Regions from separate parts of the Homo sapiens genome. Here regions 2, 3, 4 and 5 are each linked to region 1. The links are chromatin contacts, found by Hi-C or POLR2A ChIA-PET in ENCODE. All regions are on one chromosome and are shown on one strand. Each heading gives the region's core, a stretch centred on a gene start or an enhancer-like site at or near the end of the contact. The rest is flanking DNA. Distances are from core to core; before and after follow the strand shown. Region 1 holds the start of CPEB2 (cytoplasmic polyadenylation element binding protein 2). Region 2 overlaps WDR1 (WD repeat domain 1). Region 3 holds the start of WDR1 (WD repeat domain 1). Region 4 holds the start of ZNF518B (zinc finger protein 518B). Region 5 has its middle 43 kb from the start of HS3ST1.

Evidence for each region. A loop is a pair of places that touch in the nucleus more often than their neighbours do. ChIA-PET counts read pairs that join two places held with the same protein, here RNA polymerase II (POLR2A). Pooled maps may share reads with other maps.
Region 2: a pooled map shows a loop between it and region 1 (10-fold over the local background). The contact joins the enhancer-like site here to the promoter of CPEB2 in region 1. A Hi-C loop is called at or near these places in 1 of 168 maps with a recorded cell type or tissue (ascending aorta) and 14 of 50 pooled maps.
Region 3: a map of OCI-LY7 shows a loop between it and region 1 (16-fold over the local background). The contact joins the promoter of WDR1 here to the promoter of CPEB2 in region 1. A Hi-C loop is called at or near these places in 7 of 168 maps with a recorded cell type or tissue (CD4-positive, alpha-beta T cell, CD4-positive, alpha-beta memory T cell, OCI-LY7 and 3 more), 17 of 37 single-sample maps with no recorded cell type and 26 of 50 pooled maps. POLR2A ChIA-PET finds 5 or more read pairs at or near these places in 1 of 52 experiments (OCI-LY7).
Region 4: a loop to region 1 is called in a map of CD8-positive, alpha-beta T cell, with 8 times the contacts of the local background. The contact joins the promoter of ZNF518B here to the promoter of CPEB2 in region 1. A Hi-C loop is called at or near these places in 4 of 168 maps with a recorded cell type or tissue (CD4-positive, alpha-beta T cell, CD4-positive, alpha-beta memory T cell, CD8-positive, alpha-beta T cell and 1 more), 2 of 37 single-sample maps with no recorded cell type and 13 of 50 pooled maps.
Region 5: a map of CD8-positive, alpha-beta T cell shows a loop between it and region 1 (21-fold over the local background). The contact joins the enhancer-like site here to the promoter of CPEB2 in region 1. A Hi-C loop is called at or near these places in 2 of 168 maps with a recorded cell type or tissue (CD8-positive, alpha-beta T cell and naive thymus-derived CD4-positive, alpha-beta T cell), 1 of 37 single-sample maps with no recorded cell type and 9 of 50 pooled maps. POLR2A ChIA-PET finds 5 or more read pairs at or near these places in 1 of 52 experiments (naive thymus-derived CD8-positive, alpha-beta T cell).

The regions. Positions count from the first base shown.
Region 1 is chr4:15,001,166-15,003,761 of GRCh38, forward strand. It overlaps CPEB2 (cytoplasmic polyadenylation element binding protein 2), which reads left to right and starts at 1,316. Exons shown (of 12, transcript NM_001177382.2): 1 at 1,316-2,596. The coding sequence starts at 1,509. It overlaps CPEB2-DT (CPEB2 divergent transcript), which reads right to left and starts at 880. Exons shown (of 8, transcript NR_038857.1): 1 at 773-880; 2 at 461-560; 3 at 1-64. RefSeq lists an enhancer at 305-354 and silencers at 595-1,454, 1,955-2,264, 2,315-2,464, 2,565-2,596.
Region 2 is chr4:10,095,208-10,097,803 of GRCh38, forward strand. It overlaps WDR1 (WD repeat domain 1), which reads right to left. Exons shown (of 15, transcript NM_017491.5): 5 at 2,504-2,596. Among named protein-coding and RNA genes, the nearest start is that of MIR3138, 18 kb to the left of the region's middle. RefSeq lists enhancers at 421-1,620, 1,025-1,514. Within about 2 kb of position 1,289, at least 33 of the 41 ENCODE cell types and tissues checked have a DNase peak (open chromatin) inside an H3K27ac peak, as active enhancers do; they include ascending aorta, where a contact is called at or near this core.
Region 3 is chr4:10,115,511-10,118,106 of GRCh38, forward strand. WDR1 (WD repeat domain 1) reads right to left here and starts at 1,289. Exons shown (of 15, transcript NM_017491.5): 1 at 1,141-1,289; 2 at 603-724. The coding sequence starts at 1,156. LOC124900666 (a long non-coding RNA gene) reads left to right here and starts at 1,579. Exons shown (of 2, transcript XR_007058030.1): 1 at 1,579-2,596. It also overlaps the pseudogene RNA5SP155. RefSeq lists enhancers at 146-950, 601-750, 2,521-2,596 and silencers at 831-980, 1,061-1,470, 1,481-1,600.
Region 4 is chr4:10,456,139-10,458,734 of GRCh38, forward strand. It overlaps ZNF518B (zinc finger protein 518B), which reads right to left and starts at 1,288. Exons shown (of 3, transcript NM_053042.3): 1 at 1,179-1,288. RefSeq lists enhancers at 354-413, 396-1,211, 474-633 and a silencer at 764-1,403.
Region 5 is chr4:11,470,523-11,473,118 of GRCh38, forward strand. No RefSeq gene overlaps it. Among named protein-coding and RNA genes, the nearest start is that of HS3ST1, 43 kb to the left of the region's middle. Within about 2 kb of position 1,294, at least 12 of the 41 ENCODE cell types and tissues checked have a DNase peak (open chromatin) inside an H3K27ac peak, as active enhancers do; they include CD8-positive, alpha-beta T cell, where a contact is called at or near this core.

The DNA.
Region 1 (2,596 bases), core at 66-2,565:
CATGTAGTATGGATCACTCTGTTATTCTTTATCTAGACCTTCAAATACTTTATGTAAAATGTTTCTATACAAAAGGAAACACAGGATTAGTTCCTCCTCTAATGCTTCTAAAGAGCTCTACCATGGAAAGCTCTCTCCCTTCCATTTTGCAAGTCTCAACAAGTCTGCTGCTGAGTCAGAACCTCCTTTTTTCCCTGATGTAAGAACTATTTCTCCCTTGAAAATTCATAAAGCTTAGGAATAAATTAGAGTCTCCCTGGGGGGAAGGGGCGGGGACGCCGGAATGAATGTGGTGGGGAGGAGTCCCACGCTGCAGCCCTGATGGCACACGAAAGGCTTTTATGAAGCGGAGCTGGCCCGGGGTTACTATGGGAGCTCGCCGTGGAACCCGTTCCACGCATCCGAGTGTGTAAATAACCACGCGGAGCGTGTTTGTTCCAGGGACTTTGTTCCTTCTTACCCAAGTGAAAATGCCTGGAATATAGCCGAGGCTTCATGTTTACCCTACAGAAACACCCTCGGCGGCTCTACGACGTCGGTGACAGCACTCCTACCAGCGCCTAAAAACAGAAACAAGCTTAGAGGGCGCTACCTAGGGCTACAAGGAGGCCCTAGATCGGGGACTCGGGGTCTAGAGGTGCGCGGCGAGGCGCTCAGCGGACTTCAAGCCGGCAGAGCCCAGACGCTAGTTCACCACAGGACCCCCGGGCTGGGCCGGGCTCCCGCGTTGCGCTGGGGGCCCCTCGGGCGCCTATTTCTACGCGGGTCGCACAGTGCAGGCGCCGGTCGGGGTCCCGGGCCTCAGTTTCCCCCGCGGGCCAGCCCCGCTCTGGGAAGCCCGAGTGGTGCAGCAGGGCTTCTCCCCACCCAGGGCGGAACCGAGGTGACAGGAAGGAGGAGGCACCGCGAGGGGCGGAGACGCGTGCGACCCAGGCAGACTCTGCGCGGATCCCGCGCCAAGGAGGGGCCGTTGCCCAGGAACCGTCCCTCCCTCCCGCGCGTGCTTGCCCTCGTGCGCGCGCCCGCCCAATGCTCCCGACCACTGTTTGCCAGCCGACCCCCACCCCAACCGGCCTGTCCATTTCCCCGGGAGCGGAGAGACCCAACGGGACACGCCGCTCGCTCCCGCCCTCCCGGGAGCGCGAGCGCGCCCTCGGCTGCGTCTGCATAGTAATGAGGGGCGGGGAGGGGCGACGGGGACGCGGTGGCCTCGCGCCCGCGCGTGCCGGGACGCACCGCGGGGGGCGGCGCGATTGTGAGGTGGCGCTGACGCACGTTCCGGGGTTCTTAAGCGGCCAGGGCGGCTACGGCGACTGCGACGGCGGCGGCGGCGGCGATCGCCGCGAGGGGTGGTGGGGCCGAAGTCGGTGCCCCCTGGCTCAGTCACGGTGTCCCTCTCTCACTGACTCCCCCTCCTTCCACCACGGCCGCGCAACCCCAGCGCCGGCGGCTTCCTAGGTGGGGCAGGGGACGAGGAGCGTCTCCTCCCGCTGCCGGCGGCCTGATAAATGAGGGATTTCGGGTTTGGGGTGCTGCAGACCGCCCCGCTCCGAAGTAGCAGTCCTGGGCCCCTGTTCTGCGGCGAGGCGTATGGTCCTTACGCCGTGGGGTCCGTCAACCCGCTGCCCTCCGCCACGCCCTTCGGCCCACTGTCGCCACCACCGTTGCCTGTCACCGGCTTCTTAGAGGCCGCCTCCCCCTTCTCCGTCCCCCTCGGCGGCGGCGCGGGCAGCCCGGCCGCCGCCGCTTCCTCTTCCTCCCCGTTCCTGGCGCATCAGCAGACCATGCAGGATGAGCTGCTTCTGGGGCTGACACAGCAGCCGGCGCGGCCGCTTTCGGGGGCGGCGGCCACGGAGAAACTCCCCGACCACCACCCCGGCGGCGGCACGATCGCGGGTGTGACCCACCTCCTCCCCTCCCAGGACTTCAAACCGAGTCTGCACCACCCCTCCTCCTCCTCCGCCTCCTCCTGCTGCTGCTGCCGCACCTCCTCCCCGCAGGACTTCAGTAAGCGGCAGCAGCAGCAGCTGAGCAGCCAGAAGAGGAAAGAGTTCAGCCCTCCCCACCTTCCCCACCCTCCGGACTCGAAGCCGCCGCCGCCGCCTCCGCCGCTCCACTGCCCCGGTCGGTTCAGCCCGCCGCCGCCGCCAGCCGGCCCGCTCCTCCAGCCGGCGCAGCTCGCTCAGCGCCAGCAGCAACAGCCGCCGCAGCAGTTCAGCCTCCTGCATCAGCAGCACCTCTCGCCGCAGGACTTCGCCCCGCGGCAGCGTCCGGCAGACCTGCCCCCGCTCCCGCAGCTCCCTCCCTCGCCGCCTGCAGCCCCGCGGCGCCGCCACGGAGGCGCGGGCAGCCCTCGCAAGACCCCAGCCGCGGGCGAGGGCAGCGCCGCCGAGTCCCCCAATGCGGGCTTGGCCTCCTCGACGCCGGTGAACCCCGCGCCGGGCTCCATGGAGTCCCCCAACCACCCTCTGCTCAACAGTCCCAGTAACCTCCTGCCCGGAGGTGCGCTTGGCGCGGGCGCCTTCAGCAGCCTGCAGAGCCCGGACCTTCCACACCCGGGCGGCGGCGGCGGCGGCGGGGGCGGGGGGCCCCCAGG
Region 2 (2,596 bases), core at 39-2,538, 4.9 Mb before region 1:
AGACTCAGCCGTCATGTGCTGCAGAATGAAAGATCTGGGGAAAAAAGACCACTGCTATGTGGATTTCACAGCAAGTGGAACTTAATTCCCTCTAAAATAAAAAATGCCCACATATGGTTTTAAAATCTTTTACTATAACAGGCTCAATTAATTCCTGAGAACTTCCACATCCCAGGCTTTCCGACCACATCAGAAGAGCCCACATACGGGAGGAAGCCCAGCGATGCTCAGCCCACCATGTCCTCAAAGCTGACTGTGGCTGGGCCTCATGTTAGCACTCACACCTCCTCTCACTTCCCCCAGCCTGCACGCGCTCCCTTTGTCTTGGGGTTGGTCATGGAGAGCACGACCGCAGCTTTCCTCTGGGGTCCGGAGGGCTTAAGTGCAGATACACACCAAAGTGTATCTGCAACTCAGAAGGTATTTGGGGGCAGGTGTGGGGTCCCTGAGCACCCTTCCTGTCCTTCCTATGCGTGGGCAGTTGAGTCCGCACATGTCTCCTGAGCATGTGGATGGTCACTGCTGCCTCTCACACCCTCCCTGTGGCTGAGGGTGCAGCACGCAAGGGTCACTGTCACCCTGTTTCCGGGAGGGCCCAGAGGCATGACTCACCCGAGGGGGGCACAGCCACCTAGCTCTGTGCCAGGCCACAGCCCTTTCTATTTCTCCCAGGTCCTCAGGCAGGGCCCATGGTTGTGGGTTCCACAAAAGACTTCAAGACACATGGTGGTACCCACCCTGGAGCTGGGCTAGCTGGGCAGACATTTGTACCCAACACTCCTGGGCCAGGGCAGTGGGGTGAAGTCCTTTCTGAAGTTAGAAAGGACAACTAAAGAGAAAGAATGTTCTGGACAAGTCCCCAAGCAAGCACACAGGGGCACAGCAGCCTGGTGAAGAAGACAGGCTCCAGCCCACCCCTGGAACAAACTGGTGCCCCTGACCCTGCTGAGCACCCTGTGCTGGGTTTAATGCACAGCTGCAGAGTGGAAATGATCCCTCCCAGGGCAGGCCAAGGAGCCCCCACCCACAGCCGGCTTCTAGCTACCACAGAAGTCTCTGAGCTGCTTCCTCCTGCCCTGGGCTGAGATGGGGTGTGCAGCTGACTCAGCATTACTCACCCTGCTCTGCAGTGCCTCCACCCTAGCGAAGAAACATGGCCTGAAGCCACAGCCTTCAATACAGCTCCCAAAATAGCCAGGTCTCCACTACCTACCCATTAGGTGGTAGCCACAAGAGCAGAGTCTGAGAGCTGCCGCGTGTTCAGCTGCATACAGGGAGCCTCCCTATGCTTTCACCTGCCCAGCCAGGCCCAGCTCAGCCTGCGGTTCCGTGACAAAATGAAGCCTGTTTCACTACGAACGGGGCATCCTTGGAAAGCCCCCTCCTGTACCCTAAGCCAAGAACAGTCTCTGGAAATTCTGCTCACTTTGTGGGTCCCGTCCTCGCCCTTTCCAGCTGCACTGCGCAGGCTATTTATGATTCATGGCATGATGTCACTAAAATGGACAGTGCTCCTCACTGAGCCACTTTAAGGACATGATCTCATTAATCCTCCATGAGGCAGACAGTGAAACCACTGACGGTTCCAAGAGGAGTCCCGAGAACTTGGTCCAATCTGCAAACACAACCTCCTCCAAGGACATCAACAGTCCCTAAAATGTGCATTTCCGGGTCCATTGTTCTTGTCCATCCTCAGCGCAAGCACAAGCGGGATGGGGAAAGCCAGGGCAGAGCCGTGGGGTTGTGCTGAGACTGGCTGCTGGGCTCCTCCCCTCACTCCTACAAAGCTGGGGCAGGAAAATGGGCATCACAGATGCTCCAGACCTGCCAGGTGGCTCTCCTACTTCAAATTCATAGTCAAAACCCTCAGATGCTGCTGGCCCCGGCACACCCCCGTCTTGCAGAAGGGAGAAGTGAGGAGGCTTGGCAAGGCCTGGGTGCCTAAGGCGGGGCGCATGCACGGCATGGGCCTCTGAGATGCTGCCAGCTACACCCAAAGCCTGCCGCATTTCTGGCACATTTCTTCCACAAAGTATCTTTCAGTCTTCTAACCGTTTGTCACTTTGCAGGCGCATCACTGCCCTCACTGTCTCTAGGAGAGACCAATCTGGATGTCCCGCAAGCTCCCTTCCTCTGCCACTTTGGTGGCTCAGCTAACAGCAGGCCCTGCAGGCTCCCCTCTCTAATGAGCACCTCCAGCCCCAGATGCTTGCCTGGTTACACGGTCAGGGACATTCCTGCCCCAATCCCCGACAGGCACACATCATCCTAGGGCAGGGCCCTTCCTTGTGGGAACCATCCATGCCCAGCTGAGGGCCTGGGGAGGACGAGTGCTGGGTGGGGGAGCCCTCCCTCTCTCTGCACACCCCTGGGAGCCCACTTCTGTGTATCATGGCATACGTGGCATGTGCTGTGGTCTCTGCCATCAGCATCTAAACAGGCTCAGCCTCTGCTAGCCTCATGTACAAACCACAAATTTCACCCAAAAAGTAAGTTCACTTACGCCAATTGTGAACTTGAACTTGAATGGGGGTCCCTCAAAGAATGCCGCGCAGTTATCATCGCTTCCCGTGGCCAGCCGGTATGGCCGGCTCTG
Region 3 (2,596 bases), core at 39-2,538, 4.9 Mb before region 1:
GGGTATTAACAGCGAGTTAGCTGAGTGCCATTCCATTCAGCAAGGGCTCAAAGTGCACCAGGCACCGCTGGGCTTGAGGGACGCCAGCAGCTCATTCATTCCATCTGCCCAGCCAGCAGGCGAAGCGAGAGTGGTCATCATCTCATCATCTGTTTTACAGACGAGAAAACTGGGGCTCAGAGATGCCCAAATCGCCAATCTTCTCAAGGTCACGCAGCGGCCGACCGGGTCAGTCTGATCCCTCAAATCCGGAGCCCTTGCTTTTAAGGAATGAACTAATCTAATCTCCCATCCACGTACTAACCAGGCCTGACCGTGCTTAGCTTCCAAGATCAGAGGCGATCCGGCGCTTTCAGGGTGCTATGACCGTAGACAGAAACGAACTAAGACTCAGTTTCCTCATCAAGAAGGAGCAGACAAGGACCTGGGTGAATCTGAGGCCGGCTTCCGGGGCTCCGAGGTGTGGCTCCCGGTAGAGGGGGCGTGGCGCCCTCACCCTCCCCGGGCCAATGGGCAGGAGGTGAGAAGTGGAGAGGAAGGCGAATTATCCCATCCCAAGGTGGCTCCGGAGCAGAACCGCGCCCGGGGTAGGGGGTACTCACGTCGATGTTCCTTAGGATGACGCACTTTCCATTGGTGTACAGAAAATTGTTGCCCTTAGGGTCGCCGCCGATGATCTTGGAGACGCCCCTCTCCACCTGCGGGAGGCTGGCGAACACCTTCTCTGCGGAGACACAAATGCGGCGGGGCATGTCAGGGCAGGGCGGGGACGGCGGGGACAGAAGGGAGAAGGAGCCCCGGACCGGTCTCGGCCGGTCACCTGTTGACTGCGCCGGGAGGGCGGCCTCCACTTTCCACGAGCGCCAGGAACCGCGCGACTTCCTGGTCCGCGCCCCGGGCCAGGCCCTTGGGGGCAGCGGGGCTCCTCCGGCTCGGCCCACGGCGCCAACTTGGGGGCGCACCCCCCGTCGGGGGTCCCGCCCTGCACCACCGAGGGCGGCCCCGCCACGCCTCCGGCCGGCGCCCGCACCCCTCCCCCGCGCCGAGGACTCCCCCGCCACCCGCACGGCGCCTAGGGGCCGGGGACCGGGGCCGGGGCAGCGCGGCGGCCGCTCGGGGGCCCCGCGCCGCGGCACTTACTGATCTCGTACGGCATCCTCGCCCACTTGTTACCGCGCCGCGCTCGCCGAGAGCCTCCGGGGCCGGCCCGCGCTGCGAATTACACCTCGCCGAGGCCGAGCCCGGGGACTGGAGCCGGAAGGCGGCACCGGGCGTGCCGGGAGTGGAGTGGGCGGTCCGAGGCCGGGGCTCAGAGGCCAGCTCGCGCCTGCCCTGCGCGCTGTGGTTGCGGACGCCCCGAACCCGGAAGCGCGGTCCCGCGCGCGGCTCGCCCCCAGCTTTGACCATATATAGTCAAGCGCTCGGCTCGGCGGCTGCGGTCCCGGCGAGCCTGCGCGGACCTGGCGCTCCCCTCCCCCGCCGGCCCCGGCCCCGCCTCCGCCTTGCTCGCCCCGCCCCGGAAGTGACGTATAGCACGCCCCGCGGGCCCTTGAAAAGGCGGCGCAGACAAGCAGCCGCGTCAGAATGCTTCTGGGAGTCGGGGGGTGGGTGCCTTTCTGTTGCTAGCTTGTAGGAGAAGCTGGGCTGTAGGAAGTTTATTTGCGGGGGGGTCTTAAAGACGCTGAAAGTACTGGCGGGCTTTGGTGGGGGTCTGGAAAAACCTCTCTGTACCTGTGACCGCGTTGCGTGGCGGGCGCTCCCCGGCCTCTCCTTTTTGACCGGTCCCGGGCGTTGCCCAGCCGCCAGTCCTCCTGCTCGGGTTTTGTAAGCAGGAGAGGGATGCTTTTTACGTCTTCTTAAAGTACGGTTAAGTGCCCTTGCTTGAAGTAGTTGCTGGCAACAAGAACGTAGGGGTTACTCTTTGTTGGGCCTGAACTCGTGCTTTTTCTCTCAAAAGTTGAGCTTTTGAAAGGCAAAAAAGGCGTGGGGGATGGGGGAGCTGTCGGTCTTAAGGAAGTTAAAGGTTATTTCCTAAACAAAACAAGTCTCACTCCTAAAACCAGGGTAGTGGCTCAGTTGTGGCGGGAGAGCAGGGGCTGTAAAGTGTCCAAGTTTCTAGTCTCATCTTTCAGTAGGATGGGTACAAGCTTTCCCCTTGGGGCTCTGGGGGCTGGGAGGGTTGTAAAAGTGGGAGAAAGCAAAGTATTTGGCGGGGTGCGGGCGGGTAGCTGAATGTTGTTGTAAGTGGAAGAGGAATGCTGTTGGCGTCTTTCTCTAAGCACGGTTAAGTGCTTTTTCTTGAAGTAGTTACTGGCAACAAGAACGTAAGGGTTACTCTTTGTTAGGCCTGAACTCGTGCTTTTTCTCAAAAGTTTAGCTTTTGAAAGGCAAAAGTGGGGGTGGGGGCGCTGCTGCTTTTAAGGAAGTTAAAGGTTATTTCCTAAGAAAGCAAAACAAGCCCCACTTGTAAAACCCGGGTAGTGGCTCAGCTGGAGAGCAGGCGCTGTGAAGTGTACAAGTTTCTAGTCTCATCTTTCAGTAGAATGGGTACAAGCTTTCCCTCGGGGCTCTGGGGGTGGGAGGGTTGTAAAAGTGG
Region 4 (2,596 bases), core at 38-2,537, 4.5 Mb before region 1:
TTAGAGTTTAGCTACGTAGATTTGTACTTTTAAATAGGACATAATGCTCTGTAGTTTTTTTTTTTAATGTTACGTTGATAAATCGTTCATTATTACAATTTTTAAAGTCAGAGGTATTGTAACGGGATACATTAACTACCCAACTTATAAAGACTTAAGTGTTTTCTCCCGTTCGCTCTTTTGGCTTTTCCTTTCTGGTTAAGAAACTTTCATTCTTTTGAACCCTGCAATTTCTTGGCTTTACAGAGCCCCAAACCCCAAAGACACCAAGATAAGACGGGCAGGCCGGTATGGGGAGGTCCCACAATGACATCAGCATTTGGAACAATTCAAACCTTCACCATCTCTTCTCAACCTCCTATGTCCTCGCCCCCCGTAAAAGATGCGCAGGACCTCGATGGACGAGCCCACCCCTGACCCTCTCAAGGAAAGACAATGCCAGGCTGGTTTTCGAGTTTATTGTCGGCACGCTCCCCCGATGGCAGGCAGCATCCGAGGCGAGCGCGCCTGAGCCTGGGCGCTCGGAGGACGAGGCCAGGTGCATCGGGCGCATCGTCGTCTCCCAGGCGCGTCCCGCTCGCCGCGAGGGAAGGCCGGGGTTCTTCCAACCGAAGAAAACCAAAACCGTCAACGCTCAGCTCCGAGGCCCGCAGGAGGCTTTAAAAATGGCCTCCTGACGACACTTCCTGCTCGGCGCGGACGGTAGGAGCCCTCGGAGGAGGCATCCTTCATAACGCTGGGGGCGGGGAGCGCAGGCCGGGCCAGCGGCGCCACACGAACGGCCCCGCGGGACGCTGCCACCCCCGCCTCGGTCGCCCCGGCGCGTCGGCCGAGTCCGCGGGGTCGCGGCGCACAAAGGCGAGCTGGGGGCGCCGGGCCGGACCCCGACCCTAGGCCAGGCCCGCGTACCTGCTCAACGCGCGCCAAGCCGCGGCCCGGGCCCCCACCCCAGCCGGTGCCCCACGCCCACCAGCCGGAGCCCGCGTTCGGCCTACCCGGTGCCACTTGCCACGACGCCAGCCCTCAGCGCGGGCACGCGGGGCCGCGGCCGCTCGACCCGCCCCGGCCTGGCCCCGTCAGGCCCCCGCCCCGCGCGCCCCCACGACCCGGCCGCAGCTGGCGCTTCGGTCACGTACACGCGGATCCGGGGGCCCTCGCCCTCCCGCTCAGCTACTTACCCGGCAGGCCGGATTCGGGTGCCAGGTCCCGGCGAAGGGGCGTCTACACCGCCGGCCGCAGACCGCCGGCGCCGCGCCCGCTGTAGGTCCCTACCCGGGGGGCGGAGCCCGCGCCAGCCCCGCGCGTGCGCAATGTGAAGCGGCGGCGCGGCTCCAGCGAGGCCGGCGCCTGAGGTCTCTAAGGCTGCGCCCGCCCCCGCCGGGCTTCTAAGCTGTCCAGAGCGGGGAGCCTCAGACCCAGCCGAGCCCCACTTCTGGGCTTAGAGCTTGACCCAACACGTTCGCACCGTAGCGAGCGAGGTCCACATTTAGCCATGCCGCAGGCAAAAGAAGGATTCGGCTTCGGTCCTGGCCCAGTCTGCCATCCCGGGGCGCCTGCCTTGTACCGGGTCCCGCGGAGGGCGGCCTTGGCGCCTGCCTCCCTGGAGCCTGCAGTCCTGCAGTGGGTGAGTGAAAGCGAGAGAAGAGGAGCTCAGGTCCTCAGCCTCCAAACTCGTCTTCTTGGAGAGCTTCAGTGAAGGAGATGGCCTTGAAGTCCTGGGTACAAATCCTGACTCTCCCTACTCCTTTACATCTTAGCTGCTGGACCTTGGCGAGAAAGTCCCCTGACCTCTCTCAGTGTCTTCATTTCTGAAGACGGGGAAGGTCGTATGTGAGGCGCAAAGCCTCCTCTAGCAGTTGGGCGTTGCGAGGGTCAGAGGGGACAATGACTGTGGGAGTCTGGAGAGGGTGTGAGCTCATTTAATGCCAGAGTTTCTTTCCTGCCTCCTGGACTTCGGTGCTATTTTGGGCGAGCCAACTGCCCTCTAGATACACCTGCATCTACGGTCCGGAAGGAAGACATATTTAGAATAGAGCCTCTAAGAGGAAAGAAGAAGACCATATTGCCAGGTCCCGCACAATCAGTGACTCCCCACAAAGTGAAACAGCTCTCCAGCAGGGGCAGGTTGAGGCATGGGAGCAGCGTCACTGGGAAGTACAGTTTCTTCGGGATGAACAGCTAAAGTTTATTTCAAAGCTCTGGAGGCGGGGGCGGGGCAAGGCTGGTTTCCATCACCTTCCTGTTGGCGGCCAAAGGTCGGCGTGCACGGACAGCGGCCAGTATGCTGCACGGAGGAGATGTGGGCCTGGGCAGTACTGCCACACGGAGAAGCGGAGTTGAAGAAGACAGGCTCAGCCACAAGTCCAGCAGCTGGGCAAAACCTCCACCACTAAAGTATCAGGAGCTGGGCAGAGAAAATAGCAGCCCAGAGAGCAAATCCTTCTTCCTGCCCTAGGCTGCAGTGCTCCTAACCTCGGTCCTGATCAGGGAGCTGCTAGGGTCCTGGTTTTCTATCTCCTAGGGCTCAGAAAAGCTAAGGAACCTCTTCTCAGAAAAACACATTTATGTGCAGATAGCACCTATCAGAGAGAATATG
Region 5 (2,596 bases), core at 44-2,543, 3.5 Mb before region 1:
AGCCTCATGTTTTGTTGCTATGCTGATTTTAATCTTTGAAGGTAAAGGGCCCTTGTATCTGACCTGCAAAGCACTTGGGCTGCTGGCTTTGCAAGGCATTGGCAAGAATAATACCTAAGGTACAGCTTCAAGAAGGTGGCTTTGTTTTCTCCTCTGAGAATAAGGGACTGAAAAAGTGATGAGTAACTCGGAAAAAAATAAAAGAGAACAAGAGAGAACAAAGTAGCTTTTCTTGATAAAGCATTTCCTCTAACCTGAAAGCTAGACACGGAAGCCAGGGAGTGCAGGAATTGCCCTGGCTGTGGCTAGTCACCATGCCGCCACCCCCAAATTCTTCTCACCACCAGATCAGCCAGGGAACGGCTTGCTGAAACCTGCTGGCTCTTTCTTGTGACCTGGAAGGATGACAGAGAGGCTGACATCCTGGAAGACCTCATTGCCCTGGGTTCCTTAGGAATCACAGAAGGGAACTCATTCACTCATTCATTCATTCAAGAATAGTATAGACTCTGCACAGTAGAGAAAACATGTATATCATTTTTCCAGATTCAACAGCTAGTGAATTTCCTGTATGCCAAGTCTTTAGAACTCAGGGATGAATGAAATTTCACAGGCTATTCTGTCTCTGAAAATCAAGTAAGGCAACACTCACATCCCCTCTGGGAAGCCAACCTTAGCCTCGTAGTCTGGATAAAATTTCACTATTATGTGCTACCTCAGCAGTTATGTACTGTAGCATCAGTCACATCCACTTCAGTGTAAGTTCTGGGAGGACAGGACATGTGTCTCTAGTAGCAGAAGAGATTGGCATGACAACAACCTCCAGTAGGTGTTCTACTAATTAAGTTTAGAAGAATTTAACTGTGGAGCCCGAGGCACGGGGATCACTTGAGGTCAGGAGTTCAAGACCAGCCTGGCCAACATGGTGAAACCCCATCTCTACCAAAAATACAAAAATTAGCCAGGCGGGTGGCACACACCTATAGTCCCAGCTATGTGGGAGGCTGAGGCAGGAGAATTGCTTGAATCCAGAAGGTGGAAGTTGCAGTGAGCCGAGATCGCGCCACTGCACTCCAGCCTGGGTGACAGAGTGAGACTCTATCTCAAAAAAAAAAAAAAAAAAAGAATTAACTATATTTAACTTTGCTTACCACACCACACTATGTACCCAATTACTTGTCTGTCTTCCCTCTCTACTCTCCCTATGGGCTGTGAGCCCCTACGAGCCCCTAAAGGCTGGAACCTTACCTCTTCCTGTCTGGCATCACATGCACTGTCTCATTCTATTGTGCGGAGACGTGAGCCAGGTCTGAATTCAAATCTATGACCCTGCCACTTCCTGTGGGGTGCATATCCTGTTTCAGTTTCCTCATATCTCAAAATGAAAATGAAAACACAATTTCCACACCTACAGCTACGAAAAAGCTTAGAAAGAATGCCAGTGATCTGCCTAGGACAATCCATAGCAAAGCATGGGCACACAGTAATTGCTAGCTATTAATAGAAACTTCAATTTGTTTAAACTCCTAAAGCTCATTGAATTGCTGGAAAAAAACAGCCTCTAGAGAACTTCTGTATATGCTTTTTTTCAGATTCGCCATGTTTTAACATTTTGCCACATTTGCTTTTTTATCCTCTATTTTTTCCTATTCTCTCTTTCAAATATTGTTAAATATAGTAATGCACACATACATACATACACAAACATGTATGTGTGTGAATTATGCATTCTAAAATTATTGTTTTCTATACCATTTGAAAGTAGATTAGCTACATCCTGTTCTTTTATTTTTTAATATTTCAATGTGTATTCTCTAAGAATATTCTTTTAAATAATTTAACCACAATGGTATTTCATTTAGGAAATTTAATGTTATAATATTTTCATCTAATCTACATTTTAATATGCCATATTTGTCATTGTCCCAATAATAATAATGTGCAAGTGCTCTTCCCTTCAAAACAGGATCTGGTCCATTTAGCAATTGTGTCTGTTGAATTCCCTTTAATTCAGAACTTTCTTCAGTCTTTCCCACTTTCACGACACTGACATTTTTAATGAACACAGGCCCCTTGTAGCATATTCTTTAATGTGGGTTTGTCTGATGCTTTTTTATGATCAGATTCAGGTTATGCATCCCAGCGGGGATACTCATAAGTGATGGCATTCCCTCTCCATGCACACATCCAGAGGCATGTGACATCCATCTGTTCCTTATTGCTAATGTTAATTTTGATCACACTGTCAAAGTGACATCTCTTTATACTAATACTGTGTAGTTACTACTTTTCCCCTTTTTGACTAATATGCAATCGGTGGAGAGACCTTTTGAGACTATAGGAGTATTCCATTTCTCAAAATTCCTCTGACACTTGGTACCCATGGATGATTCTTGCCCAACCAACCCTTACTAGGATGGTTAGAGCACAGTGAGTTCACAAATCTACCACCTCCACTTTTGTCATAGGTTTTCTACCGTAAGAAGGAACTATCTCTAAAGAGGCAAGACAGTGTGTCTGAGGACATTTTTCCTGTTACTGCAAAGAAATAGGAACTTTGTATCCTGGTAAGAGGTTGCGCTGGAGACAGGGGTGT